5 separate regions of the Homo sapiens genome follow, and all the other regions are linked to region 1. A link is a loop called in an ENCODE intact Hi-C map of the cell type or tissue named here. Cell type or tissue: mammary epithelial cell. All regions are shown on one strand. Links, peaks and the distances in the headings refer to the core of each region. The heading gives the core; the rest is flanking DNA.

Evidence for each region. Peaks named below come from ENCODE experiments on the same cell type or tissue, not always from the same donor. Only the 100,000 strongest peaks of a DNase experiment are listed, where the experiment ranks them.
Region 2: it touches region 1 in a loop (8-fold over the local background); 82 of 110 quality-filtered maps call a loop at or near these places.
Region 3: a loop joins it to region 1, with 7 times the contacts of the local background. A loop is called at or near these places in 10 of 110 quality-filtered maps.
Region 4: a loop joins it to region 1, with 6 times the contacts of the local background. A loop is called at or near these places in 8 of 110 quality-filtered maps.
Region 5: it touches region 1 in a loop (14-fold over the local background); 10 of 110 quality-filtered maps call a loop at or near these places.

The regions. Positions count from the first base shown.
Region 1 is chr10:77,708,567-77,714,466 of GRCh38, reverse strand. It overlaps LOC105378372 (a long non-coding RNA gene), which reads left to right and starts at 3,779. Exons shown (of 2, transcript XR_001747510.2): 1 at 3,779-3,961. RefSeq lists a silencer at 1,637-1,868 and enhancers at 3,985-4,174, 4,545-4,604. In mammary epithelial cell, for the core only: a CTCF peak has its summit at 2,856 (motif pointing right); no DNase peak of the experiment used is centred there; H3K4me3 peaks cover 345 bases.
Region 2 is chr10:77,171,181-77,177,080 of GRCh38, reverse strand. The region is part of intron 5 of KCNMA1 (potassium calcium-activated channel subfamily M alpha 1); the gene reads left to right. Among named protein-coding and RNA genes, the nearest start is that of KCNMA1-AS2, 33 kb to the right of the region's middle. In mammary epithelial cell, for the core only: a CTCF peak has its summit at 3,019 (motif pointing left); a DNase peak (open chromatin) is centred at 3,000.
Region 3 is chr10:77,645,893-77,651,792 of GRCh38, reverse strand. No RefSeq gene overlaps it. Among named protein-coding and RNA genes, the nearest start is that of KCNMA1, 11 kb to the right of the region's middle. RefSeq lists a silencer at 2,024-2,123. In mammary epithelial cell, for the core only: a CTCF peak has its summit at 3,236; a DNase peak (open chromatin) is centred at 3,172.
Region 4 is chr10:77,247,873-77,253,772 of GRCh38, reverse strand. KCNMA1 (potassium calcium-activated channel subfamily M alpha 1) reads left to right here. Exons shown (of 28, transcript NM_001161352.2): 3 at 2,517-2,578. Among named protein-coding and RNA genes, the nearest start is that of KCNMA1-AS3, 100 kb to the left of the region's middle. In mammary epithelial cell, for the core only: a CTCF peak has its summit at 2,315 (motif pointing left); no DNase peak of the experiment used is centred there.
Region 5 is chr10:77,388,687-77,394,586 of GRCh38, reverse strand. The region is part of intron 2 of KCNMA1 (potassium calcium-activated channel subfamily M alpha 1); the gene reads left to right. Among named protein-coding and RNA genes, the nearest start is that of KCNMA1-AS3, 41 kb to the right of the region's middle. In mammary epithelial cell, for the core only: a CTCF peak has its summit at 2,531 (motif pointing left); DNase peaks (open chromatin) are centred at 1,526 and 2,526; H3K27ac peaks cover 2,879 bases.

The sequences.
Region 1 (5,900 bases), core at 947-4,946:
ATGAATGAATGGTTGATGGAACTGAACCAGATCCCTTCTAGTTTGAGCTCTGAGAGAAAGTCAAGTGACGGTGGTGGGAGGCAGGGGGAAGGTGAGGAATGTGACCACTGCAGATGCTGATCCCAGAATGACCAGAGTTCTGCGAGGACTAGGATTAGGACACGCTCAGGGAGCCTGCCCCTGCTGAGCGCTTCTTTTCTGACTGGCTGAGTGACCTGAGGGAAGCCATGCAAGCTCCCGAGGTCCCATTTTCCTCTCTAAGGAGAGGATTATTCTGTGCTCTTTGCTCCTTCCTCTTCTGTAGCTAAATTAAAATGCACGCGTGACTAACAGCAGCGCTGGGGTGGTCTGCGTGGAGTGCTGCCTGTTGGGCTGTGAGCAATTTGCCGAAAAAGTCTTCATCCTGGTAATTTGGGCCAGATGCTTCAGTGCAGACCCCGCTGACTCATCAACAGCCCTGCCTTCCTGAAGACTGAGCTGGGGGTCAGCTCTCCACTCATGCCATCTGCCTTTCCAGAAGCACCCTGCTGGAGGGGTGCGGGGGAGTGGGGGGCAGGAAGAACACGCACTTAGGGAGACTACTTGGTGTGGGGGGATCTGAAGGATGGGGAGTTATTTTAGCTGGCATGAACATTTATCGGAAGGAGGAATTGGTATAAGTGATTGTCTACGTGTGGGACTCAGGGGGCTGTGAAACTTGCATGCATTTGGAAGAGGAAATGTTCAAAAGCACCAGTTCACGATATTTTCACAGCTGTTTGGGAAGCAGTCTGTGGGCAGAAGCAGCAAGCTCAGGGACAAGTGAGAGAGCTGATGGTTTGGCAAGATGGGCAAAAGGCTCTTTATAGCTTTGCACCCTTTGTTCTTTCTGCTGCTCTCGGCTTCTCTTTCCTCTCATTTTTCCAGATCCTCTGGACTTCTGGGTTTCTGCCTCTTGTTTCCATATGTCACCTTCTGTGGCAGAGCACATTTTGGTTGCAACTGACTATTCCCCAACTTGTAACAACTTGGGGACACAGTGGGGCTTTATTGACACCTGGAGTCAAACCCTGAATTTGAACAACCAAGTTTTAGAAAGGGAAGGTTGCAGCTGGATTTCAGGAATGGCCGGAACTGGGACTTGAACTCTGTTGGCGGAGCCTCATCTTTGCTTCTCTCTGTGTGGTGGTTTTATCGTCTCTTACCATAGACCAGCTTCTGCTACACGGTCGGAAATGTGATTGCCAACAGGTCCCCGGTTCACCTTTTGTAATTCTGACGGCTGGAGAGGGGCTGGCTTTTACTTTCTTTTCTTTTCTTTTTTTTTTTTTTTGAGACGGAATCTTGCTCTTTCGCCCAGGCCAGACTGCAGTGGCGCTATCTCGGCTCACTGCAAGCTCCGCCTCCTGGGTTCCCGCCATTCTCCTGCCTCAGCCTCCCGAGTAGCTGGGACTACAGGCGCCGGCCACCACGCCCGGCTAATTTTTTGTATTTTTAGTAGAGACGGGGTTTCACCGTGTTAGCCAGGATGGTCTCAATCTCCTGGCCTCGTGATCCGCCCGCCTTGGCCTCCCAAAGTACTGGGATTACAGGCGTGAGCCACCGCGCCTGGCCAGCTTTTACTTTCTCTATCCCAAGTTGAATTAGGGAGAAAGCTCAAGACTAAAAATCACAGCTCTGCCAGTGACTATCTGTGTGACCTTGCAAGAGTTCATCGCTCTGAACAGCAGTTTTCTCGCCTGAGAAGTGGGAATGAATATAGCTCCCAGATCAGAGAGGCAGGTATTGGCTGGTGGTTGGGAGCAGAGGCTCTGGAGCCAGAACACCTGGCTACAATTTCAGTTTTGCTGCTTAGATGCAGTGTGACTTTGGTCTGGGTCCCCAATCTGTGAATGTCCCAGCTTTCTCATCTCTAAAATAATGGGGATGATAATGACACCTATTTGTAGGGGTGGTGTGAGAAGTAAATGAGTCAATGCTTGTAAAGAATGTAGTTCATTGAATGGCATTTGGCAGACAATCAGTGCTAGCATTTACTCCTTGCTGTCTCCACAGTTCTTGGTGACATTTCTCTAGGGCCTCCCCATGGCTGCCACTTAACCAGGACAGGCTGTGAGCTCTGGGCCATTCCCTCTGCAGCCAGTGGCCCCTCTGCTTCTTTCTCTGCTACTCCAGAATGGAAGTGAGTAAGAATTGAGAGTGATGTTCTTATATTGAATCTGTTCTGATTTATAGTTTTAAAAAGTAGCCATTCTAGAACCTTCGTTCCCTATTATGAGTGGATTGCTTTTAAGAGTAGCTTCTATTCTGAGCACTGCATCAAATGCTCCATATTCATGATTTAATTGTAACAACAACACAACCAGGCAAGAGTTCCTAACCATCCCCCCACCCCTTTTTTAAATAGGTTAAGGAAATGCACCTGTAGTTAACTAGCCAGAGATCATGCACCTGGCTTATGAAGGCGGCATGATTAAAACCCAGCTCTGTCCGGCTAGAGGCATCTTCTGGGGAAGGCTGAGCCGAGATTGAGCGTGGAGACCACGTTTCCTGGAGCCCCAAGGCCTGGGCATCCTGGTGGCCTCGGCGGGAGCTTCTCATCTGCCTCAGTCTCCCCTGCTCCCTGAGTCAGGCAGGCCTGTTTGCATAGAAGCTTAACCTCTGCTGGCTGGTGTTTTGTTTGCTCACACACTGACTTTCACTCTGTGCGCCTTTGCCTTGACTTGTTTCCCAACTAGAGAATAGGTTCTATGTGGTGGGTGTTGTGCCCAAAGTCTTTGTCTCCCTCACTCCCCTCGCCCAGGGCAGGAGATGGAGCTCCGCGCCTCCGTGATCTGGGCTGGAGGAGAGGGAGAGGAGCGCGTCAGTCCCGCTCCCCGCCAGGCGGTGGCGCCAGTGTGCAGGCCAGGCCGGGCTCAGCGTGGCTGTGGCGGCTCGGCAGCTGCAGCCCAGGCTCCTCAGTACCCCACCGGGAGAAGCACTCGTTCTGGGCGTTACCTGTGGGGGCAGGGGGCAAGGGGAGAGGCGCAGGGGAGTGGCGAGGTTGTAGCAGAGAATGTGGGCGTTCGTTGGCCCCGCGGTTTCGGGCTCCTGCTTTCTGGGGACAGCCAGCATGGCCCTGAAGTCCGCCGCCCTTCAGAGCGCGCCCCTCAGAGCCCAGGGGTGCCCGCGCCCGCTCCGGTCCCTCCGCCTTCTGCGGAAGGAAAACCAGGCCCTGGCTCGCTGGGACGGGTCCTTTCGGGGACTGCGGCTGCTTCCCTGTTCGTAGACTCAGCAGCCGGCGATGTGACTTCAAGGCCCCCTCGAGCTCTGCCTTCTTAAAAAATAAAACGTAGACCTCTCCTTAGCCATGTGGGTTATGTGAGAGCAGCCTGATGTGGTGCTGCTATTCATTCATTCATTAGTTCATTCACTCATCTGGGATCGAGAGCATGGTGTGCCAGGCACCTTAGCAGAGCAGAAGACAGAGCGAGAACCCGGCAGACACCGCCACTGCTCCTGTGGGATCTGAGGTTTAGTGGGGACACAAGGAATTGAGCACATGGCACGGAAAGTGCCCTTAAACCAGCCCGGGAAGATGAAGGCGAGCTTCCTGGAGGAAGAGGCACCTAAGCTGATGACTGAAGGCGAGAAAGAGTTGACAGGGCTTAAAAAGGGGGGTGGGGGTGGGATTGAACATGAGGCCTCAGGGACTCCTTGTTTTTTCAGCGGGTGTGGGGAGCTGGCTCTGTGCTCTCCCATTTTTGTCACTGAGTGCAGAGGCCCATGACCTGGGTAGGGAGGAAGCTTATTTCCGTCTGTCCCTGTGCAAGGCATGCACAGGGTTAGGACTCTGATGAAATCGAATTTTCTTTCTCCCCAGGAAAACGATGTCTGTATGGGTCTCCCCGGTTTTGCCCACAACTGCAGGGTCCTATGGATGCCCAGTGGAGCCCACGGTGAGAACCTGAGGGTGAGGCTGAAGAGACCATGCTCCCCTGTGGTAAGTACCTGGCTTCCTGAACCGCCCTTCCTACCTGCTGCCCCGGTGACTCTGCCGGCCTGTGTGTCTACACAGGCTGTGGGGAGGGAGGTGCGGGGGGTGGGCTCTGCCCTGGCTACTCGCCTTGCTTCCATCTAGTGTGGCTCTGCGGGGCGAGCCTACTCCCCTTAGGATACCCTTCTGGTTTTGATGGCGTGAGGCAAGTGTCATTCTTGGCCCACAACAGCACCCCAGGATGCCCGGTGAAACACAATGGGTTTTCCCAGCAGGGTGGGGTGAGCTGTGCCTGGCTGGGCTGGCCTCCCTGCTTTCTTCATTTGTGGTCTCTGAATGACGGGTTCCTGGCACCCATATCTTGGGGCCACCGGGGCGGGGCTTGCTGCCTTTCCCCTGCTGTTTGGTGAAGGGCCGAGACTGCCAGTGTTCCCTGCCAGGCCAGTACTCCTCCTCTGGTGGCCTCCCCTGACCAGACGAGGGTGGGAGGCAGTGCCCTGGAGGAGAAAGGGCTTGGGGGTTGGGAGCAAAAGGCTGAGGGGCTGGCCATTTTGGGCTCTTTACCCACAGCAGGGTTTTTACAAAGTCCTGCAGGCTAAGGTGTGAACCTTGGTTTCCTACTATAAAACAAAGATGCCCATGCCTATGGTGACTTGGGTGTAGTATGAAGCTATGAGATACAAGGACAGTGACAGTAATGATAACCAGGGCTGCTGCTTATCAATTTTTGCTAAGCCAGCTCCTGTGCATGGTCTTTACATTTGTAAATCATGCATGGGGCATAGATGTGAGCTGTCTACATACTGAAGAGCACAGTGTTACTGAGAGTGGGGTGGTGATGACTGCTGTCCTGGGCTCCCTAGACCTGGGTGAGCCCAATAGCAACCCCAGGCCTCCTGTGTAACCTAGACAAGTCCACCTCCTCTCTGGTGCTTATGCTTTATCATGGAGGCGTTTGGCCCAGATGACCCATGAGGGTCCATCCTGTGAAGTGGCCTTGGGAGTGTCACCATCAGGAATCTGCCAGGGATGCTGAAGGCAGGGGACAAGGAGACCAAGGTGCTGGTTATTGATGACAGGTGAGGATGGGAACCTGGTGGAACCAAGATCTGACCCTTGAAGGGCCTCCAAATCCATGGTTCCTCATTGGCAGTTATTCTCAGCCCTAAGAAGAGGGTGTCCCTTGCTGGAGGTGATTCGGAATCATCATGACAGTGGGGCATGGAGGCTTTGTCATCCCAGCACTTTGGGAGACCAAGGTGGGAGGATCGCTTGAACCTAGGAGTCAGAGACCAGCCTGGGCAACATCATGAGACTCATATTTCTACAGAAAATTTAAAAATTAGCCAGATGTGGTGGTGTGTGCCTGTACTCTCAGCTACTCAGGAGGCTGAGACAGGAGGATCCTTTGAGCCCAGGAGTTTAAGGTTGCAGCGAGCTATGATCATACCACTGTACTCCGGCTTGGGCAACAGAACGAGATCTTGTCTCTAAAAAAATAAAAACAATAATAAAAGCAAAAAAGACAGGGAAAACAGAATCACTGAGACTTTTTGGTAAATGAGACTTCCCTGTTGGGAGTCAAGCTGCCCTGGGGAGTTAGCCTTAGGCATCAGAAGCAATAAAGGTAGAAAGCAGGCCCAAGCTCCATGAAAGGCCCGGAAGGACCCGTAAATCCAATCAACAAGCTGTATTAAACACCTTGCCTGTTCAAACTTAGGTCTGGTAACCATTTACTGGGTTTGCAATGTTATTATTAAAGTTCAAAAAAATGCCAGTGCCATCCCCATTGCCCCCACAATTTATACTTTTCTTCTCTTTGCAATATTTTCCATCTGCCTCCATTCTCTCTGACCCAAGACAAAAATAAGAGCCACCGTTTAATGAACATGTATAATATGGTTTGGCTGTGTCCCTACCCAAATGTCTTCTTGAATTGTAATCC
Region 2 (5,900 bases), core at 1,306-5,305, 540 kb after region 1:
GAGGCCACCTACACCCCTTGGCTCATGGCCCCTTTCTCCACCTTCACAGCCAGCAACTAAGGGTGCATCCCCACCTTGCATCACTCTGATCTTGCTTCCTGCCATCTCTTCTTTGCCTCCTTCTTCTACTTTTAAGGACTCTTGTGATTACATTGGGCCCACCTGGATACTCCAGGATACTCTTCCCATCTCCAGGTCAGCCTATCAGCAACCTTAATTTGCCTGCTGCGTTCATTTCCTTCTGGCATGTAGATGACCATATTCACAGGTCCCAAGATTAACACAGACATCTTTGAGGGTCATCGTTCTGCCTACCAAAAGGGGCATATTATTATTCCCATTATTATTTCCAAAGAGGAATCTGAGGCTCTGAGGGGTTGAGTAACTTGCCAAAGTCAGAGCCCAGAAGAGGGTGCGCTGGGATCCGGGCCCCTGTTCAGATGTGCCAAAAGCTCTGCAGAGCCTTTTGGAGTCCTTTGCTCCAGGGGTCATTCACGGCCCTTTGGGGCCATGCTTCATGTTATTTTACAGCCTGTTAGGGAGGAGACCGTTGGGGAGAGCCTTATTGAAGCTCAACACCCTCCCACACCCCTCATTTGCATGGAGTGACATTTTTTTTTCTTTTCATGGGAACAGGTGAGTTACTAGACAGACTTGCCTGTTGTCTGTTGTTCTTACGCAACTTACTCTGAGGTTTGGGTGCCCCTTCCTGTGCAGCTGCAGTGACTGAGGGGAACATATTAGGTCTGCATAACCTCCACCTAGTAGCCCTCTTTTTTAGGAATCATGCTTTATTGCTTTCTGGAGTTTACAGAGAAACCCAAATGAGACCAAAGAGTTGTGGTGGTAGGCCACCATTTTCCTAAGGGAAGCGGTGGATGGGGTCAGCACACCACTCTTCCTTTTAATGGTTACCCCACCCAGGGCTCAGCTGAAGTCTCAAGCATCTCTCTGTTCCTCTGCTTCAATGGAGCATCTGGGCCCAAGGCCACCTGCTTGGCTGAAGAGCCCCGCCCCACCTTCAGGCAGGGTCAGGATGATTCTGTGAATCTCTGGACCTTCTGTTGACTGGCCTCTGCATTTGGTAAGAATAATCAAGAATGAAAGCTGTGGCCTGGTTTCAGTTTCCTGACATCAGTAATTTTCAGTGTTTGGGATTTAAACAAACACAAATAGTATGGTTTGGCCAGAGAGTGGAGGCAGACCCTGGTTGGCATCCCCATATGCACAGCCCTGCCTCCTGCCTCCCCTTTCCCTGTACTTCCTGCCCCAGCTCCACTAGGCTGCTAGCTGCATCTTCTTGCTGTCTCTGCCCTGTGCCTGGTCATGAGTAAGTTCCTGCCCTGACTCTGCAGGTTGTAATCCTTCTCCCCATTAAGGCACAGCTCTGACTCCAGCTCCTGTGTGCAGCTTTCCCATTCTCATCCATTGGAATGAATTCCTCTCTGACCTTTGTATTGTGCTGTTAGGATTCGTGCTATAGGAGCACCATACGCAGCCTGCTTTGTACTGACAGGTAGGACTGCAGCTTCCATGATAGCAATGTGGCAGGGACTGTGGCCCCCTTGTTTTTCGCTATGTCCCTAGTACCTGGAACAGTGCCTGACACATAGTTCATACTTGTTGAATGAATGAATGAGTGAGTCTTCTTAGGATCATGATAGTAAGGAACAGTTATTGATTGCTTATTAAAAGTAGGCACTATGCCCAGCATCTCACAGTCATTCTCTGAGTTAATATTCACAATAACTCGATGAGTAAATATTCATAGCCCAAGTTTACAGTTTGGGAAACTGAGGTTCAGGGTCTAAGTAAGTGGCAGGTCCAAGACTCAGGTTAGTCCAATTCTGGAGCCCATCTTTTAAAATGATTAGACCAGTGGTTCTCAAAGTGTGGTTCCTGGATCAGCAGCATCAGCGTTACTGGGGACTTGTTACACATGAGGGTTCTTAGAGCTCAACCGAGACCCAGGGATCAGAAACCGCGAGTTGGAGCCAGCAGTCTGTGTTTTAACAAGCACTCCTGGTGATCTCCAGTTTTGGAGCCACCGTACTGACTTATGCTGGGATGGTTCTCGAATTTTTATTAGAATCCCCCAGAGTGCTTTTAAAACTCTTCATGTTCAGGCCAAGCCTTTAAACCATTAACCTAAGAATCTCTGGGTGGAGGGTGTGACCTAGGCTCAGCTTCTTTTAATGTTTCTCAGTTGTGTCTGAAGTGCAGTCAGGATGAGAACCACTTGTATGCATCTCCTAACTTTCTAAACTTTACTGTGCATGAGAAGCACCAGGAGATCTTGTTAGAATGCAGTTTCTGATTTAGGAAGCCTATGCTAACGTCAGAGATCTACATTTCCACCAGCTCTCAGGTGTAGTGATTCTCCTGCTCTGTGGACCACACTTTAAATAGCCAGGCTTACCAATCCACTTAAAAATGGCCAAAACCACAATTACTTTTGCACCAAACTAATACACTGTGCTGTCCAGTATGGTAGCTCCTAGCCACATTTGCCTATTTAAAAGCTCAGTTCCTCCATCCTACCAGCTGTTTTTCAGGTACTCAAGAGCCCCATGTGGCTCATTGGCTGCGGAGCTGGACAGCACAGATGTGGAACATTCCATCATCATAGACAGTTCTGTGGGACCACGCTGCTCTAGAATGAGTCTGTGACAGCACACACCATGGCTTTTTACTTTTTGTATGCCCAGGACACTCTTGCACATAGTGGAAGCTTAGCAAATGTTTTTTGAAGTGATTTTGAGTGAATGGACCAATGGTAAAAATTCTATATCTAAAAGAAATAAATAACTTTCCTGAAGAAATGCTAGAGAAATCATGAATACACTGTTAAAAGGAACCCTCTACCACCCTACCCAAATTAAATTAAATATACTTAAGGACTCAGTAGGCCAAAAAGCACAAGAGACACTGGACCATGCTCCAGCTCCAGGACACACTACTCTGCTGCTACTGAAATGGCATTTTGGGCTCTGAAAGGAAAGGTCTCTGGTGCCCCCTAGAGGCTGGTCCTGCAATTTGCTGGATTTGTGAGCAATTAAGTAGCAAGGGGAGAGGGGAAGGGGGCCAATTTCATCATGCTCAGATGGGCAGTTCGTGGTTAGCAGTGGTGGAGATAGGCTCACTTTGAACTCCTATAAGCTATTTGACATCTGATAACTTGACTCAACCGCTATGACCAAAAGCACCCCTCCCCCAAGGGAGTTGCTTCTCAGTGACAGTGCCCGAAGCCTGGAAGGAAGGGCCCCTGAGTGCCCCCAGAGGTCACCCACTCCATGTTCCAGGCAGCTGACTTTCAACTTGGACATCTAGATTCCCTGAAGCCCAGAGCCTTCTAAGTAAACTGCTGTCTGTAGTCTGTGGGTTTCTTTAGAATAAGAATAGTGAAATAAAGAAAAGAAAAAGTATGATTTCCCTTTTTGGGCCAGGTGTCCTTAGGAGAGTGGGGGTTGGGGGGTTTGAGAGAAAGAGAAATCCAAAAGAAAAGTGCTTCCATAACTAGAATAAAGTTAGATGTGTTCATATTACACATATTACATATATGTGTATATATATGTATGTATGTGTATGTACATACAGTATATAATTGTCTCAAGTGCTCTTCCAAACAGTACTATGAAATAGGTGTCATTTGGGGGCCCATATTACAGATGGGGAAACTGAGGCTTCAGAAGGTTAAATAAATTGCTGAGAGTCACCTAGTGAGTAAATGGTAGAGCTCAGCTTTGATCTCAGGCAATCTACCTCCAAAGTCCATGTTACTTGATATGATACTATGCTGTCTCTCAAGCTACAAGTTAACACATTTTTAATAACTTACCAGCCTCCAAACTACTTTTTTCCCCCATGTTCACCAGTCCCCTCTTCTGAGCTTCTTGACCCATTCTATACAAGTAGCCAAATAAATAAAAACAATCCATGTTTTTACCATTAGTCCATGTTGAAATAGTATCATGCTAGATGTTATGGGCTGCTATGGTCTGAATGTTTGTATCTGCCCCAAATGTATGTGTTGAAATGAAATCCCAATGCCGTCGTGTTGGAGATGGGGCCTCTGGGAGATGATTAGATCATGAGGGTGGAGCCCTCAGGAATGGTATTGGTGCCCTTATGAAAGAAGCCCTTGGGAGGCTGTTTGTCCCTCCCACCATGCAGGGAAACAAGAAAGTGCCATCTATGGAGCAGAGAAAAAACCCTCCCCAGATGCTGAATCTGTTGTCGCCTTGATCTGGGACATTCCGGCCTTTAGAACTGTGAGCAATCAATTGCTGTTGTTTATAAATTACCCAGTCTAAGGTATTTTGTTAGCGCATATAGACTGACATGGGGCTCTACTCTTGGCTTGAGCTTTTTTTTTTTTGTTTTTTTTTGAGAAAGAATTCAATGGCAACATACACCTTATGAATAGCATTGCAACTGAATTGCTCTAGTGTGACAAGAAAAATGAACTCATTATTAAGTTCTGTCCCTATGATTGGGCTCTGAAGAAGGCAGCCCAGCCAAGTGGAATACTAAAAATTTGGATGTATTTCAGGGAGCTCATTGCTGTTCCGGTCGCTGCTATAGCTAAAACTGCTTCTAGAGAAATTACTCCTCTCCAAGAGATTTCCAATTGTGTTCCCTTGATATTGCTTTGTCAGGGACACGCTTTAAATAAGATGCCCTCCGTAAGTAGAGATTCTAAATCCTCATTGATTTGCATGGCTCTGTTATATGCCAAATTGGAAATACCATCCTAAAATGAATGTCTTCAAGGAACGAATTCAGCAGTAGGTTTGCATGGATGCCAAAACCTCTCCAGATGGCTGTACTTCATCTGGGGTATTATTGGAACAGCCTCCTCAGCAACCTAAATCTCTAGGACTGGACGTATATTTACCTTCACATCATCTTCAAAAAATAGATGCCTTGATTCTTTTCCATGAGACCAGGGCCATAATGGATTGACCTGGCTAGCAGATCAGATAGGGAGAAAATGAACACCTGAAACCAGCTCAGGGATTCGACTGCATTATTCAGCTGAACACCTACTGTGTGCAAATCCCTAGGTGCTAGGAGTGACCCAAAGATGGGGAAAACATAGATCTTGCCTCTATAAGATGTTAATAACTTAATTGGAGTGTCCTCTAGAAAGAACAGTAAGTTTATAGGAATTTAGAGGAGGAACAGATGGAGGAAAGTTGGCCATCCCAGCCCAAAGAAGATTTCAGGTATCTAAAATATAAACATGTTTCTCCTAGAGCAGGACTACTCGAGGTGCGGTCTGCAAGCCAGCACATGGCCTGGGAGCTTAATAGAAATAAAAATGTTGGAGTTCAACCCTAAACCTGGAGAATCTCTGAAAGGTAGGGCTGAGGAATCTGTTTTAACAAATTCTCCTGGTGATTCTTCTATGGGCTAAATGATCTTGGCAGTATGTTAGAATCACCCAGGAACTCTGACACGTCCTCCTGGCCAGACTGTATTTCTAACCAAGCATATGAGAATTGGGGATGAACTCAGTCACCAGAATGTTTTCAAGTTCTCTGAATAATTTCACTTGTGCAGCCACTGTTGAGAGGCCTGGCACAGTGGTGGTTCTTAAACCAGAGGAACATACCTGAATACCTGAGAAACTTCAACACACACACACACACACACACACACACACACACACACACACGCACACACACACACGCACACGTACTTTCCGAAATCTATTCTGTGAGGCTCTTTGGGTCGTGGTAAGGACAATTGCTTTGGAACAAGCACACTATGTATTCTAGATAGACCAGTGGTTCTCAAACTTTGAGTGCACCAGAGTCACCTAGAGGTCTGGTTAAATTACAGATTTGGGGTGTTCCATCCCCAGAGTTTCAGATTCAGTACACCTGGGATGGGGC
Region 3 (5,900 bases), core at 959-4,958, 63 kb after region 1:
CAACAAAAGGACACCATGTGCCAGGCACTGTGCTAACTAAGAGCTTTACCAGGATTCTTCCATTCAATCCTCACACCAACTCACTGAGAAGGCACTGTTATTCTCTCTACTATATAGATGGAGAAACTGAAATTCAAGAGGCTAAGAAACCTAACCCACAGCCTGCAGCCTGAGAGAGGAGGAGAGCTGAAATTGGAACCCAGCTCCATGGAACTCCAGAGTGGGATCATGCAGCAACTTGAGGGCTGAGCTAGCACTTCCATTGACTCATGGTGTGAAATATTTAATCCATGTGGTTGCTCCTCCAGGGACCCTCTCATGTGGTAGGGAGAGCTGCTGTGGATGGGAAAACCCTGTTTATAGAAATTGCCAATAGCACAAAGCACATGGTAGGTGCTTAATAAATATTTACCTAATAAACACCTAATATTTTTTCCTTTGTAGAATTGAGGAACTGAGCCCTGGAGGGTAGAGTAGAATGTGTTACACTGAGACCCTCTCCTCCCCTGCCTCATCCTTGGCTTTAAAGCCCTGTGCAGTCAGCTGGAGAGACCAGTGTCCTGGGCCCTTGCCCTGCAAGGAGGCTGGGCTGGGTGGGATTCCCATGGAAAGTTCCTCCCGCAGGCCACTAATGGGGATGGGAGGCACTGCCTGGGGATGGGAGGCACTGCCTGGCCATGTGCAGCTTCTTCTCGTTTGTTTCTGCTGAGTCCTAATATGATTAATCCTCTTCTGGGTGATGAGAAAAGAATACACAATGAAGGAGATTCTGCCCTTGTCCTCACCTCCTATACAGAAGTCCGGGCTCCCTTTCAGCTGGCACAAACCCTGACACTTATAAGACAAGACCATCTGTGTTGGAGGGGCTTCCCAGGCCTGTGCTTTGCAGGTACACCCAGCATCTCAAGCATGTATCCCTCTGAGAAAGGAGACAGTCCATTGTGTGTGTGTGTGTGTCTGTCTGTGTGTGTGTGTTGGGGGTGGGGAGCTCACTTGTCAGAAATTTGCCACCAGGATCCTGTGCCTTTCCTTTAAGGGGAGAATACTTGTTTCTTACTGTGGGCACTTTGGACCCCCTTATATTACAGGCATAATGTCTCTGTGCTTTGTTAGGGAAGTGGAGCAACTCAGAAGAGGCCACTGGCTGGGACAGGTGATGTCCCTTTCTCTGCCTTGTTTCTTAGGTCTCTCTATTTATTTATTTCTTCTTCCTTCCTTCCTTCCTTCCTTCCTTCCTTCCTTCCTTCCTTCCTTCCTTCCTTCCTTCCTTCCTTCCCTCCCTCCCTTCTCTTTCTTTTTCTTCTCTCTCTGTTTCCTTTTATTTTTTACTTCTTTTCTTCCTTCTCTTTCTCTGTCCTCCCACTTCTACTCTCATACCCCCTCTTTTGTTTCTGTGAACTTTCTCATAACTCGACCCGCTCACCCCACCACCTTTGCTCTTCCCAAAGGTGCAGTATGGCACCTGCACCTGCCATTCTCCCTCACCCCTGCCAGCCTCCCAGGGCCTCCAAAGGTCCTGGCTTGCCTGCAGCCCCAGGGCTCACCCAACAGAGCTTCTTCACAGCTTCTGTCTTGACCTCAGGCTGTGTCTGAGACCGAGGAGCTGTGAGGTGCACCTGCTGAGTTTAAAGCCTCCTGCAGGGGCATCTCCTGGGCTAATGGGGCACCCCGGCCCCTACAGGCTTTGCAAAGGCCCAGATGCCATGGGGCACACTCCCTGCATGCCCCCCATCAGTGAGGGACTTCTGAAGCTCTCTGTGCTGACTCACAGCCATGGGCTCACCTGGCAGTGGGGCTCCCAATGGGGGAAAGGCCCCCCCTCCCACCCCCCCACCCCAGCCTCAGAGGCCCAGATTAGCATTTGAAAGAAAGGTCAGCAAGAAAGGATTTCCTAGGCCTGCTGGGAGCAGAAAGGAGGATGGTGAGGAAACTTTACCACCTGCCTGGCTCCCAACAGGCTCATCTGCTGGCCGGGTGGACTTTGAGAGGACAGAAAGCACACCAGATAAGGATTCTAACCTCAGCTCAGTCGCTGGGGAACAAAGAGGCTTTGGGCAGGTTATTAAACACCTCTAGGCTGCACTTTTCTCACTCTAAAAAGAGGAAGTCAGACAAAATCTCTAATGTGCTTTTCCTTCTAGAATTATAATGGCCCAGATGGCGATAGGGTCAGAGGGCTGAGTGACCCCTGATAATGCTGTGCACTGACCTTGAGGACACTCTGTGTGTGACTTTGGACAAGTTGCTTACTTAACTTACTTGAGCCTCAGTTTCCACATCTGTATAGTGGGGGTGATACTTTAGGAGATGGTGTAAGTTTTTTTTTTTTGAGACAGAGCCTTGCTCTGTCGCCCAGGCTGGAGCGCAGTGGCATGATCTTTGCTCACTGTAACCTTCATCTCCCGGGTTCAAACAATTCTCCTGCTTCAACCTCCTGAGTAGCTGGGATTACAGGTGCCTACCACCACACCTGGCTAATTTTTGTAGTTTTTTAGTAGAGATGGGGTTTCACCATGTTGGCCAGGCTGGTCACGAACTCCTGACCTCAGGTGATCCACCTGCCTGGGCCTCCCAAAGTGCTGGGATTACAGGCGTGAGCCACTGTGCCCAGCCTCGTGTAAGAATTAAAACGAGTAGGAAAGCAGTGCTTCCAAAAAGGCAGGCTGCTTGACCCCACGCGGTACAAAGGATGATTTGAGCTTATACTCCGGTCTTGGCACTCAGTGGGAAAGTCATGCCCTGCCCAATTCCCTCTCTAACCTGATTGCCACAGAGATGGTCATTGTGCCTGGAACATCTCTACAACACTTACCAATTTCTCCTTTTAGCAAAGGCAGTCTAGGCTTCAGATGGAGGGCTTTCACCTGAAAACAGCAAGCTCTGATTTTACAGCATTGTTTGCATTTATTATATTTACTTTTACACTTGCCTTCTATTTATTTCTAATGTATTTATATTTTGATTTGTTATTTATTTTTATTTTATTATTACAGTAGTCCCCCTCTTATCTGAGGTTTTGCTTTCTGCAATTTCAGTTACCTGTGGTCAACCACAGTCCAAAAATATTCAATGGAAAGTTCCAGAAATAAACAATTCATAAGTTTTAAACTGCTGCCATTCTGAGTAGTATGATGAAATCTCTTGCCAAATGCTCCATCCTGCCTGGGATATAAATCATTCCTTTGTCCAGTGTATGCACCACCCACCACCTGCCTGTTAGTACCTGAGCAGTGTTCTCGGTTATCAGATGGAAAAACTTGTATATACTGTGTGTAGAGTTCAGTGCTATCTGTGGCTTCAGGCATCCACAGGGGTTCTGGGAAGGTATGCCCTGCAGAAAAGTGAGAGACTACTGTATTTATTTACCTGCTACTTACAGTGATGTTGGTTTTCCAGGAAGATAGTGGTATAGAATTTCCTTTTGAAATAAATTTAGGTAAATAAAAGTAGTCTATTGAAGACAAATATTAGTAAGTAATTGAAAAGGCAGTATGACGATATGGTCAAAATTGTGAAGGTGGTCTAAGCATTAGGGAAATATGTGCATTGAATTTTGGGACATGTAAATTGCCCATTATGGTCTCTGGCCTCAACTATTATTCCCCTAGAAGGAAGGGCATGCCCTGCCTACATGCTTTTTCTCTGCCTACCACCTCAGCTCCCAGGCAGTGCTGATCTCACCAGTCTTCATGGAAGACCCAGGGAAGAGAGAGCCGAGCGAGCCCTCTGGGCAGTGCGATGTGTGCCTGCATTCTGTTTAGTTTGTAAATTGGTTCTGACTCAAATAATATCCCCCATTGAATTTAATGGAACATCATTTCAATGGGCCACCACATTATGAACCATTGAAGTTAATGAAAAGTCATTTCAATGAGCTACCAGATTATGAACCATTGAATTTCTATACTAATGATAAAGGGGCTGGAATTCCCTTCTGGGTCATTGTACTTTAAATAGAATATGTATTACCTTCTGAAATAAAAGCCACTTATGCATACCAACTCATCTATCTCAGTAGAGTGTCACCAAGACAGATCTTGATAGAAAAGCCAAGAGCAAGTCAAATGAAAAGCTCTAAGCCCATGACCATATATCACCCAGGGAGTTCCCAGGGCTGCTAGAGCAGTTTGCAGGTTGCTTTGTTCAACTTACAGCTTTCAATTTTGTTATTAGGAGAGAAGAACAAAATGAAATTTATAGATAACCAAAAGGATGTTTTTGCACGCTTTCAATTCAGTGTAGCATCTTGCAGAAAATGCATTTAGCACAGTGTCCTGGAGCTCACAGAGGCTTTTTCTGAAGGGAGGTCTGAGACACACGCTGGGCAGTGTCTGCCTCTAACAGTCTCCCTGTTCCAGCTGCATAGTGCTGTAGGCAAGCCATCTTTCTGGAAGCATCTAAAGTTTGCGCTTAAATAAGCCCATGTCAGAGGTCCTCAGAGAGAAAGAGCTGGCGAGGCACTCTGTGGATGCTACGAAATTGTAGTGGCTGCAGTGCTCAGAGAAACGGGAGGTCATTTCTCTTTGTGTTTGGACTTTCTAGAATGGCCAGGAAGATGGCAGGGTCTCTCCCACCTTCAGGTCTCTTTCTGGATTAGTCAGATGTCCACGCAAAATCCACTGGGGAAATTTCCCTGGTGGGAGACTCAAAGACTCAGTTTCTAGCCAAAGGTGAGGATCTACCTCTCCTTCCTGGCTCCAGGCAGCATTCCTAGAATGGTGATTCTTACATTCTGGGACTCTAACAGCATTCTGCTGAAATATGGTAAGCACCTTCTACTAGGACCTTTACTGAACTTCCCTCTTGAACCCAGAAACCAGTTTATTGGTCTGTATTTATGGCTTTTTTGCAGGACACTGCTAGATTGGGTTTTTGTTCTGGAAGGACCCCTTCACTGTTTTATTATTTACCCCCAGGGCCATTAAAGTACTAGAGATTGCCAGCTGGATACAACATACCCGAGTGAAGCCGTGAAAAGGCTTCAGGACACCAGAGTTGGAAGCAATGCCCTCAGCTCCTCAATACACTTGCAAGGCCCTGAAAGATCTGAGGTTCCTCTTTAAGGGGAAAGGACATCAAGCTCCAGATGATCCTCAGTGAGAGATATTGTCCTCTCAATATTCAAGAGTCACCTTTCTAAAGGGAACCTCTAGATTGTTCATCAGTGGGACACGACAGAGGCAAAATCCTGCCCCTGTCTCCCTTAGACCTGGCTGGATACCGCTTTCACCAATTCATGGACCCAAGTCGGCCCTGACAGCTAGCAAGAGGCCAAGACCCACAGAACCACCACCGCCCCTCTGTCAGCAGGAAGAAGTTGCAGAAGACTGACCTTCATCCATTTTCCCCCAAAGGTTTAGGATCTTGGACTCTTGAGGGGGGACGTGTTATAGTAGGTAGCCAGTCAGGTATGAGCAAGGCAGGAGAGGGCTCCCCACAACACACTTAGGAGTGGTGGGCAACCATCAGGTGATGGTCAGGGGGTTAACTGTTTCTCTAAAGTAATAATTGGTCACAGCCAGAGCCAGGGAACAGCAGTCTCCTGACAGATAGAAAACAGCTGAAACTGATCAGCAGCTTCCCAATAAGATCTCAGGAGTGGGGAGGGTTAAGGCAAGATCTTGGAAGTAGGCCAAAGTATAAAACCCTGTGTTAGTTTGTTCTCACGCTGCTAATAAAGACATACCTGAGACTGGGTAATTTATAAAGGAAAGAGGTTTAATGAACTCACAGTTCACATGGCTGGGGAGGCCTCACAATCATGGCGGAATGCGAATGAGGAGCAGGGTCATGTCTTACATGGCAGTAGGCAAGAGGGCTTGTGTGGCGGAACTCCCCTTTATAAAACCATCAGATCTCATAAGACTTATTCACTGTCATGAGAACAGCATGGGAAAGAC
Region 4 (5,900 bases), core at 668-4,667, 460 kb after region 1:
GGGGCAGTTTGCCTATCCTGTATCTCATTGAGAGGAGGCCTTCCAGCTGAATACGTGGACCCAAATGCATGTCCATTCAACAGAGTCTTCAGGGCCAGGGAGCTGTGGAGGTTATTTCCCTCCTGGATTTCTTCCCTCTCTTACCCTATCAGAGAGATGCTGATATTTGAGTTTTCATCTTCAGAGGGTAGCAGGATTCCTGGCCTCCTCCTGTCACTGGCTGATTTGCTTAAATAAGGAATGCATTAGTCCCCATCACTGACTCCAAGTGGAGGCAGCTGGAGCAAATTAGGATCAGCTACATTGGCCATCTGGATGCTGCGAAATCATTGCCATTGCAGGGGTCTTAGATTTTGAGTTCCTTACAGAATGATGTAGATGCCATTTGCAAGGGCTTCTTTCCAGTCCTTTTCTGCAACAGTGGCTTTGGGTGGCATAGGCCTATATAGCCAGCTCTGACAGATGCTCAGCATTCACAGATACACACACAGGGAGCCAAATGGACAGGGATTAGTCTTAAATCAGCTGTTTATGAATGGAGAAGAGGCCCTTCTCCTGGGTTCTGGCCACACCCCTTCTCTTTGCAGCTTTTTGAGAATGAGGTCAGGGCCAGGATCTAACTGCTTATGCCTCAGAAATAGCAGCACAGATCAAAATTAATCTTAAGCTTTTTGTTTTGCTGCCTCCTTTAGATAATAGAGGAAAAAGCGAAGGCCTGCTCATGTTTTTGTTTGCTTGTTTTTGTGTGTACCTTTGAAAGGAACATATGAATGAATATGTGTGATGGGAGGGGTTGAGGTGAGGCAGCTAAGAGGGATTAGTGCTGGGCGGGTGATAATTACTGATAGACTGCAGCATTCAATTGGAGCATGTTTTAGTTGTTTTTTTTTTTAAATGGCAGAATGAAATAAACCTCAGTGGTGTATTGTTTTAGCACCTCCCTTTATATGGAGATTTTATCAGTTGCTATGAAACTGCATATTCCTTTTACAGTGTCCAATTGTTTTTAATGGTCATTTTCTGGGCTGTGCAAGCCACCATTCTGCCCCAGGAGCTCCATGCAGTTTTGCAATGCTTTAAATGAGTATCTCATGCAGATTTCATTTTCTGTCAGCCACTTTGGCACACATAAAAAATACAGGAGTGTGTGTGTGTGTGGGTGGGTGTAAAAGAGAGAGATTCTGTCTCTCATACATACACAGGCACACGTGCCCGCACACACACACACACACACACACACACACACAAAGCTTGATCATGCTTAGTCTTTACATAAATTGGGATTCCTCTCTACCCACCAGCCAAGGCCTGAGAGATGTCAATAGATGGACACTGAGGAGACTGACTTCCAATGCCCTTCAGCCTGCAGTCTCTTCAGGGTATTAGCATACCTGGAAAGGTTGACCTAGCAGCCAGGCATTGTGTGTAATGGTGGTGCTTACTTTTTATTCTCAGGCTTAATTGTTGGCTGAAAGCATCTTCTTTATTTCTGACTATCCTTTATTTGCATTAATAGTCTCCTCTGTGAAAGATTAAAGAAAGTAGAATGTGTACTGAGGACAGAAGTGTCAGTGTCAGCCTAATCTGCTACATATTCATTCTATGGACCTTAGCATGACAGGTATCCACTGAAGGAGATGCCAAAACTGTCTTCCATCCATGGAGATTAATTTTGAGTGAAGAGTGTAAAGTAGGACAAGGATTGTCACATAACTGGCCTAATGGATTGCCTAATTGACTTCCTGAACTGGAACTACTTTCCTAAATATTTCAGAAGTGTTCTAATCATATAGATCATACATGCAGTGAATATATCTTTATGTATGTCCACACATACACACACGGACATTTGTACGAGCAAATTTGTGATCTTCAAATTGGTATCTCTTATGTAGTGACAGAAAGTAGATTAGTGTGGTCTGGGGCTTGGAAATGGGAAAGGGGATTGATTTAACAGGCATGAGGGATCTTACTGGGATGATGAAAATGTTCTGAAACTGGATTACAGTGATGATTGCATAACTTAGTAGATTTACTAAAGTCATTGATGAATTGTACTTTTTAAATGGGTGAATATTGTGGTATGTAAATTATGCCTCAATGAAGCTGTTAAAGTTGATATTCCTCTATTGGAGTTCCTGCAGATCCTAGACTACATATAATATTAAAAATTGTATCACCCTAAATTTTCACCTGCTTTTTTCCCACTGAAGTTTATCAACTACAATTGCAGAGAAGCTGGACTTCGAGATAACAGGGTCAGATAAAAACCCAGTGCCCTGAGACATAAAAGGCTACCCTGACCCCTATTGGCAAGGAGCGAGGTTGCTGCCCATTGCTGTATGAAGAGCCAAACCTGAAGCAGTAATGGGGGGCTGGGGATGAGGGTGAGATTTCCAAGCAGGTCCCCAAGGGCAATGGGCACCGTATTTCAAAGCTGCTTCGGTATGTGTCAAAAAACCCAAACATCCTGAGGTCCAACTCTTAAGTGATGGCATTCTCCTCTTCTTTTACAGGTTGTCTTAGTCTTTGCTCTCAGCATCGGTGCACTTGTAATATACTTCATAGATTCATCAAAGTGAGTATTCAAATATACTTTCTTGCCCTCGTTTCATAAACAATCATGAGCCTTTACATTGATCCATTTATTTACCTTGACACCAACCTTTGCAAGACCTTCTGAGTGCAGAAGATTTTGGAGGAAGCTAGTGCTGTACTGTACTGATTTTCTAAATGGGAAAGAAAGTTCTCAGAAGGAAGGCTATTTTGAGTCTGCTGGCATAGGAGGGTGAGGTATATGAGGTCAAGTCTTCTTGCTGGGTATTACTTATTTTTAAAGAGCTGTTTCCTAATGATGTATTTGCACTGAAGATGTCAAGTAGTTAAGATGACTTGATGGGAATTTGCAACTTCTGGGAGGGTGACAGTTTCCCACAGATGAGGGTCTGAGCCATTCTTGCTATGGTTGTAGGATCCTTTTCTCAATTGGGTTTCCAATGCTTTGATCTTACTGGAGGTCAGATTAGAAAGCATGATGCTATCCTTTCACCTGCCAATCGGGTATTCAGCTGAAGCATTGCACGCTGGTGCTTCTTGACTTGTGAAGGTAAGGAGATGGATGGAGGAGTTCATCATGACCCCCAGAGGTGGAGGCCCTGGCCATTTGAGGACTTCTAGAGTGGACACTCATGCAGACTCCTTGGGTGCCAGCCGAATGGACTGGTGCTCCAGAGTGAGCCTGGGTGACAGATGATAAAGACCTTGCAGAAGGATGAAGAGGGCACAGACTAGAACTGCAATGTTGCAGCCAGTTCTGCCCTGATTCCTGCAGGTGCCAACCCTGAGGAAATAATTTGTTCCAACTATACTATTGCAAATCATGAAGTTGATGGCATCTGGGAAACAAGCTGGAGTCTAACTCATTTTCTGTTGTGGCGTGAACTTGGCAACTCTGGTGACAATGGCCTTGAGCTTGTTGCCTTTATTGTCCACTGTGTGAGTGTTTTGAACTTTAAACTCTATCCCTGGCATGGTTGGCTACTAGACTTTGATACTAGGAAACCTGCTTGGTGTGCCTGTTGGCTCAGACTCTGGTGTGCCTGAATTCTGAGCTTAGTGCTCCTTTCCTGTGGCTTGGGATGGTGGTAATTTCATGCACAGCTAAACTCAGAATTTCTCAGAGCCATCTGGTCACCGGCCAAGGATTTTGTGCATTTGGGTGGAGAGGCCAAAATGTCAGTCAGGGAAAACAAAGCAAATATCTCCTTTAATAACCTGTCTCTGGGAATCAGCCAAGTTTAAGCCTATCAGAGGTCCTTCAGCCCACCCCACATGCGAGGCTGGGCTGCCCTCACCCATCTCAGATGGAGAGTCCTTTAAACGCTGTCAGGAGACAAGATTCCACATGCTCCCTCCATCAGCTCTCCCGAGCCAAGAAAGAGAAGAGCTTGTTTAAGTTTGGAAGACTCCCATTGGCATGTCATTGAAGGTAAGCCCCCTTTTAAATATTTACTGTTAATGATTCTGGATCCTATTTGTATTGAACTGAAGATCCTCTAAAGCCCCTGGTCTTATTTCTCCAATCTCTCTCCAGGGGTGTTCTTACATGTCGTGGGGTGCAGACCCTGCCAACTTCCATGCTGAGACTCAGGAAAGAGGTTTGGGCTTGAAGCTTGTATGTCCCAGAGAAAGAAAACCCTAATGTGGAGGTGAGTGTGTTGATGGGTTAGAAGTCCAGATGCCTCAGCCAGCACCTTCCTTCCCTTTTCGTTTTTTTATTTTTTTTATTTTTTTAACCTTTTGTCCCTCTGTATTTCTCAGAAATAAAATGCTCTTTAGATGGATTTGGATTGTGTCTTTTTTTACAGTCTACTATGAGGCAGTCTTTTGTTCTGTAGATCCTGGTGTTCTCTGTTTCCGTGTGAGAAGATGAAAAGGAATGAAATTCCCCAATGCACCCTCTTCCCCTAATGTCCTACACCATCTCAATGTCCTTTGGCTTTAATTGTGATCCTTCTAGGCCTTGGCGAAGATGGCACTGGGAGTCCTCTCTGATTCTGGTTTCTTTTATGAACTTGCAAATAGTCTATCCCAAGGATGGAACTTCAGTCCTGTCCTCACCTTTTCCTGGCAAAAATGCCCATAAGGTTAGAAACAAGGCTATTCCCATTCTGCCTGAGGACTGTCGTAGCCTCATCCCAGCTTTAGCCTTTCTTCTCTGTTGCTAAACTGTGTGATTTGGCATAGCAAGGCTTTGTTTATAAGAAGACCTTCTGGTTATTTATATAGAAACTTTTCATTTTCATGACTTCATTTTGTTCTGAGAGCATATCCGAAGATTCTGTCCGGTGGCAGGCCCAATCAGTGGATTCAGCACAAGGGAGTTTTCCATCTTCCTTGGGAAAGACGGCAAGCAAGCTCAGTTTTAGTTTGGGAGAGAATTAGTGTAGAATCTCTAAAGCCATCTCTATGGTAAGTCCATAGATTTCCAGGAATAAAACACAGTGAAACCTATTAAAAAATTATAATCGAGCTTAGTGAATGAGAAAAAAAAATGAAGTTCTATCCACATATAAGATGCAAATGGAAAGAAAGTGAGAAAGTAGAATGTACATTCTTAAAATCCATGTCTTTCATTCAAAACTGTTACCAGTTTTACACATTCATGGTTTGGCTGGCCATCTGGGTATTTTGGAAAGACAGCTTTAAACTTCTCGTGGAAGTTATACTAAATCATCACCCTGGAAAAAAAGCACCCAGAATTCTCCAGATGAATTGTAGCTAGTATTTACACCCTTCAAATAAATGAATCAGGGGACAGTCTATAGGCTTTCCCACAAGTGAATCTAAACCAACAGACATGCGTGAAATGGCTTGTCTCAGTGAATTTTAGCCAGAGCTGCCCCTCCCCTCCAGAATGCTGAGGACTATCCTGTAGCACAAGTTTGAGATTCCAGGCTCTCTGCACCCAGCCCTTTGAAAAGTGCAAGGAATGCCGATTAATGTATAAAACAGGCTCCCTAGGTCTGCTGGACCAGCTATGTCTCGAGGCAGGCCAGCTCCAGTTGTGCAAGTGGACAAGCAGGCTAGGTAGTTATTTTACTTCTGTCCATTAGCAATACAGCTCAGAGAAAGGTCATCATTGGTGGTTTATGATCTTTTTAACCTTTTAAAGCTCTTTTTACTATCCAGAGGTGATGGATAAGTCACTTCCAAAGACAGCTGCACACCTTTCATTTTTGGCCATTAGGCAAAGACAGATCCCAGCATAGGGCGTTTTCTTTGGGTCTGATCTTAATGAACCTAGGGTGGTTGTGAGGGAAGACTCATTTGTGTAGCTGCAAGTGATTACTATCTGGCTAAGACAGATTGTCCTCAGAGCTCCTGGAATTGAAAACCAA
Region 5 (5,900 bases), core at 769-4,768, 320 kb after region 1:
CACTTCGCAAGGTCAGGAGAATATGTCTGAGAATTTTGTAGCAGCATCATTCCTTGAGTTTCTCCATCCACCTGCCCACTGCTTCGGCAGCCCCCACACCCCAGGCCCTGCTGGCAGCTCAGAGTCTAAGCCTTACCCCCAAGAGGACCCCTGATCAGGGCCTGCAGGCCAGGCACCTCAGCTCGCAGCAGCTTCTGGTCTGCAGGCCTCGAGCCATGTGCTGGGCTCTCCGGCACGCCCTGTAAAGAGCAGCTGTTAATTTTACTAGCTGGTGTGTTGGCTCCTCTGCCCTCCCCAGGGCTGCTGTGAAAATGAAGGAGAGTTTCAGAAATCAACCCTCAGTTGGCTCCAGAGTGAGGAAGAGCCTCCTGGTCCAGGGACAGCCCACTTGATCCTGGCCACTCATCTCTGGCTCCCAGGCCCTCAGGGCTCTGATGGCAAGTGCTGGCATGGCTGTTTTCCCTCTCCTCTGAAGTTTCCAGGTGCATGTGGGTGCCTGCTTTGGCCTTCCATCCCATTGTCTGTCTGCCCATCCATCTATGTCCATTCATCCACCTGTGTGATCCACCGACATTGATTGGTGTTCCCTAGTATACAGAACTGAGCGTAGCACAGGTCAGTGGGGGCCTGGTAAGCAAGCAGAGCACTTGCAGCCTCTGTGCAGTCAGCAGCCAGTCCGGCCTGCTTCTGCCGGTCCTGTCTTGTCTCTGTCCGCTTTGCTTCAGTCTCTGTTGGGGCCTGGGAGTGAGAAACCCTGCCCCTTTGTCAGTGCATCATGATCTGAACTAGAGCTCCTACTCTTTTTTGATCTCCATCTTGCTCCTTGTGTCTCGTTCTCACTTGATTGGAACAAACAAGGAGGATGGGTGGAGCCCATAGCAGCCTCAAAACTCACTTCAGCTCTTGCATTGCCTCTCTCCCTGGGACACCCATCTTGGGAAGGAGCTGCTGTGTGTGGTGCGGCTGGGCAGTTGGAAGCCCAGCCTCTGCAGACTCCTGACTCCCAGCTCCATCTGTCTCAGGGGCTTGGCTTTTACCCTGGGCGAGTGGCTTCATTGTCTCATACCTCAGTTTCCTCATCTACAAAATGGGGACAATAATAGTCCCTGCCTCTTAATGAGTTAATGCATGTAAAATATTTAGAACAGTGCCTCTGACATGGTTAGTGCTTGATAAGCATGGTTATTATTATTTTTGTTATTGTGTGTGTGAGCCCGGTCACCATGTCATGGAGGAAATGGGCTGGTATGGAGACAGACGGGTCAGGGGGTGAAGAACAAATCCTTTTCTGGGGCAGGGGTAGAAGAACAGCCCTTGAGCCTCCCCAAACCCAGACATCTTCCAAGAGTGCTGAGCAGCTCTGGGCAGGGCCATCTGAAAGGCTCTGAATGCCCCAGGCAAGCCCTGGTTTGGATCCATCCAGATGATGATGTTTGCTCTGTGCACACACTTAATTCAGGCTTGTCCAGGCTGCGTCCTCTTTGCAGCTGGCTCATGCCAGCCTGACTCACCATTGTCAAATTGGCCAGGAAATTCTCACTTCATATAGCCTCCCTGAGCTGGCTGGGGACTGGAGAACGGGCTGGGCTCTCCCTGGAGCTGTACGTTGTGGGCGCATGTGTCACAGGAAATGCCTTGGCAGGACAACAGATGAGTCTTAAGGAAAAAGGGTCAAGTGCACTTACTGTGGTCTCCGTATCCACTTCTCCCTGGAGGTGGGGCGAGGCTGACAGGGCAGGGACAGGCTGGTTTCGGAGGGCACATCTGCACCAGTATTTGGGGAGGTGGGTTTGATGTACATTTTGACAGGTAGTGACCACACATTCATTGAAAGGAGATGGGAAAGCGTGTGAGGTCACCAGAAGATAAAGACCCAGATTCTACTGCACATGCGAGGCAGCTCCTCTGAGCTATTCCTCCATCCCTTCATCCATTCCTTCAAACATTCTGGAGCACCTGCTCGGGGTCAGATACTGTTCAATGTGCTGGACATATGTTGGTTCATTCAGCAAAAGCTGCAAAGTGCAGTCATCCAAAGTGTTGAAGGTGGAAATGTTATGCTTGCATTTTCTAGAATGATTTGGGGTGGCAAGGTTTCTGAAGTAGGGTTTAGTGATAAGTCAGAACCTGTGACCCATCTCTCAGTCCCTTGGACAGGCCTGGGAGCTCAGACATTCTAGTCCTGATTGCACATCCTGTGCAGTTCTGCAGCTGAATCCCAGGGGCCTGGGCAAATATGTGAGTAGTTGGTTTCCCTCCCTGCCTCCCTCCCTTCCCTCCCTTGCCTCCCTTACCTTCCTTCCCTTCCCTCCCTTCCTTTCCCTCCCTTCCCTTCCCTCTCTCCCTTCCTTCTTTCCCTCTCTCCCTTCCTTCCTTCCTCCCCACTGCCCCCTCCCACCTCCCCCACTCCTCCCTCCTCCCTCCCTCCCTTCCTCCCTCCCTCCCTTCCTTCCTCGCCTCATTCCATTCCTCCGTCCTTCCCTCCCTCCTTCCCAACCCATGAAAGCTGGCGCCCCCTGGAGGCATTTCAGGAAATGAAATGTCTGTATTTGCGGCTACTGAGTTGGGCTGGGAGACTTTTCTTACCCAGGTTTTCCCCCAAGGCCTTCAGAGGGTGCTGATGGCTTAGCACTCCGTTTTTGTCAGAAAAATATCCTTAGAGCCTCCATTTCAGCTGCGAGAAAGTTTGTTTAGCAGGGAGACTCAAAAATAGAGATGATGATGACAAAGTCATCAGCCTTTGTCGTTGCAGGGGAGTGCATGCTTGGAAAGTCACACTCGGGACCACACGCAAGCTGATGCTTCCAAGTTTAGTTTACGAGGCTATGTTTAGGAGGAGGCAGACTGACTCGTGCCTACGGGCCCCAAACAGCCCAATTTGGTGCACTAAAAGCCTCATTTTTAGACTCTGGGTCCAGAGTGAGGCTTTTTCCAGAAAAAAACAAACAAACAAACAAACAAACAAACAAACAAAAAACCTACTTCAGGGAAATGACAACAACAGAAAGCCACCATTTGCCCTAAAATTTTTATTGTAAAAACTATTCTCTCCTGTTTGAGTAGTGAGGGATCTAGGACATAACAGTGGCTTCTCTGGCTTTCTTAAGGAATCAGGGCACTTGGAAACTCAATTAAATGTACCCAAGCCTCTTAAGCACCAAGGCTATCTTTTTGCTCATCCAGTTAATTTCAGTTTGTAAAATTGGCCTTGTGCTGACATGATGGAGACGGGGTGAGGGTGGGAAGCCAGGGTCCTCTGTGAGCGGAAGCTTGCTTCTCTGTTCACAAGCCTCCAAGGGCACACATCCTTCCCTGGGGCATCAAGGGGGACCATTAAACCTGTTTGCACCACGTCCCTGGGAGAGCAAACTTCTGGGCCTTCCTTGTTTACTGGAGGTTGGTTAATTCGGAAGGTAGATGGACTGGGCATATTGGTTCCCCACTGGCAGGAGCAGCCCAGGATTCAGCAGGTTAACGCAAAGGATCGAGAAACTATCACCTTCCTAGAACTGTTCCCAGACTTTTAGCAAACAGGCTGAATTTTGACCTTTTTCCCATTTTTCTTTTTAATCCTCCCTCCCCACATGTTTTGTGGCTTTTGGTGAAATGGCTGTCCTAAGGGAAACAGGACAGTTCATTGAAAAGGAGAGAGAAAGTAAAGACCCCTTTCCCACACCACCTTCCCTCAGATGCAGCCTTTGCTTACACTAAAAATAGCTTGAAACAGAGGCTGAATCACAAAAAAAAAAGTGGCATTTCAGGGGACAGAGGCTGCCAGCTCCCTGGCTGCTGCTGAAGTCTGTTGGGTTTGTTGGTCTCTGAGCCCCGACTTGCCCAGGAAGGCGTGGGGTTTGGAAGTGTACTGGGATAGGTCCAGAACATTCTTTTTGTTTCTAGAGCAAGGGCCTGGTTGTGTCTGCCTTGGTTGGAGAGTCTGTCCAGAGCTAATTATATCAGCAGGCACTGATAGAGCCTCTGCCTGGTGTTATGCCTCAGGGGTGGAAAATCACTTCCTGCAAAGGAAAGGAGTTGTTTTCAGGAGCTCCTTAATCCCTGAGGCACCTGCATGGGCTCCCAGGGAAGCTGCCAGGAGGTTATTGTTTCCTCTGAACCATGAGGTGGGCAACTTGGTTTCTTGGCCACCTGAGATCTCTCCAGGAAAAAGCTCAGATCATCAGAAAGAGAGAAAACAGTTTACTCACCTTGGTCTATGCTGTGTGTCTCTCTGGCCCTTGGGGATTCATGACAGTGTTTGAGATCAATTCTGGATATGGGAGAAGAGAGGCAAGTCACTTACTTTTATCTGAGGAGCTGCAATCAGCAGAAACCTGGATACTAACCCTGGCTTTGCTATCACTTTTCTGGTTGACCTTGGACAAGTCAATTCCCTCTCCAAGGCCTCAGCATCTCCATAAATAGAGGGGGCCGCAGTAGTTTTTCAGTAGTTCGTTCCCTTGCAGCCCAAAATATCTTTATGTTTTCTTATCCCCTTCACTGTCCTTCATCAGCAAAGGCCACAAGTGTTAGGCTCACATCTACTGTGCCCTTGGCCCTGTGCTAGGCACCAGGAGAACTGCAAAAGGAGAGAGAATGCACTTTTCTTAGCTGCCAGAGTGATTGGCGTGAAGCAGAGTTCATCAAGGGGTGTCTCTGCATGGCTCTCCCATGGTTTTGCCTCCATTTGAAGTAAAATCTGAAACTGTGTCCCTGGCTTACAAGGCCCCGTGAGTTACGGTGCCTGCTTTTGACTCACCTCCAATGATTCTTTTCCTTCTTTGCTCCTTTCTAGAGAAGAAGCAAAGCCTATAGGTAGAAGCATGTAGATGGGCCTGAGGCACTGGGCAGGGGGAAGGATGCCGTGGGAGGAGGGGGCCATATTCCAAAGGGCCAGCTCAATGAGAAGGAGTTGGCTTCTTTTGAATCATTTCAGCCATGGAGCTCTCTTTTGGAACCTTCCTCAGTTGGAAGCCTCTAAGGGGATGTTGTTCCTAGTTGGTATCAAACGTGGTGACCCCACTAGCCCCAAATTTGACTGGAAGAGCCTCCTTTCCAATTGAGTATCCTCTGCTTGAGGAGCTCTTGGGTGAGATAACAGCCCCTATCCTTTGCTCTTTGTATTGCTTTTGACTGAACTGCTGCAAATCATGGGGCCCCTGAAAGTCCATCCCTCCTCCAGAGGTAGAAGCGCCTCCATCTCTGTGTACCTGAAAACAATAAAAGGCATGTTTATTTAAAATAATGACTGCCGGAGGCCCCCAGGAGGGGCTGAGGATCGAGGAAACATTACTGTGGCCAAAGTCATTTTTTATTTCTGGAGCAAGGTAGCAGACTCAGGGGGGTGGCAGGAGCTGCCAAGCTAGCCCCCAAATTTATAGCAAGGGTGTTAAACACTGTGGGTGATCAGTGGAGTTGACATTGCAGAAATTCCCCAAATGAAAATTCCTTGTAGGTTAACTTTTAGATGAACTTTAAAAAACAGGGGCAACAGACCCTCAATGGGCTATTTCAAGTGTTTCCAATTTCATTAACATGATTTAAGCAAAGACTCCCCCTTGCCTCCCTGGATGCTAAATTAGAAAACATCACTATTCCTCTGCCCTTGTGCCTAGTTTGCAAACCAGTGGGTTTATCTGGTTGTTTTCCCCAGAGTTGGAGCACTGCAGCTGTTTCCATAGCACTGCGGCCCACAGGGAGTTGTGTGTTGGGGGCTCAGTTGTTGTCTTACAGAAAAAAACCTTGTAAAGGCAATTCAGCAAGCCACCCTTCTAGCACCAAGAGATACAATTCCTCTTCCCGGGGCTGAGATGGAGAGATACAGATAGAGAGAAAAGAAATAAATAAATAACCAGTTTCTCTTTCATTTAACTCTCAGAAACAGCCTCTGGTGCTAATTATTTCTG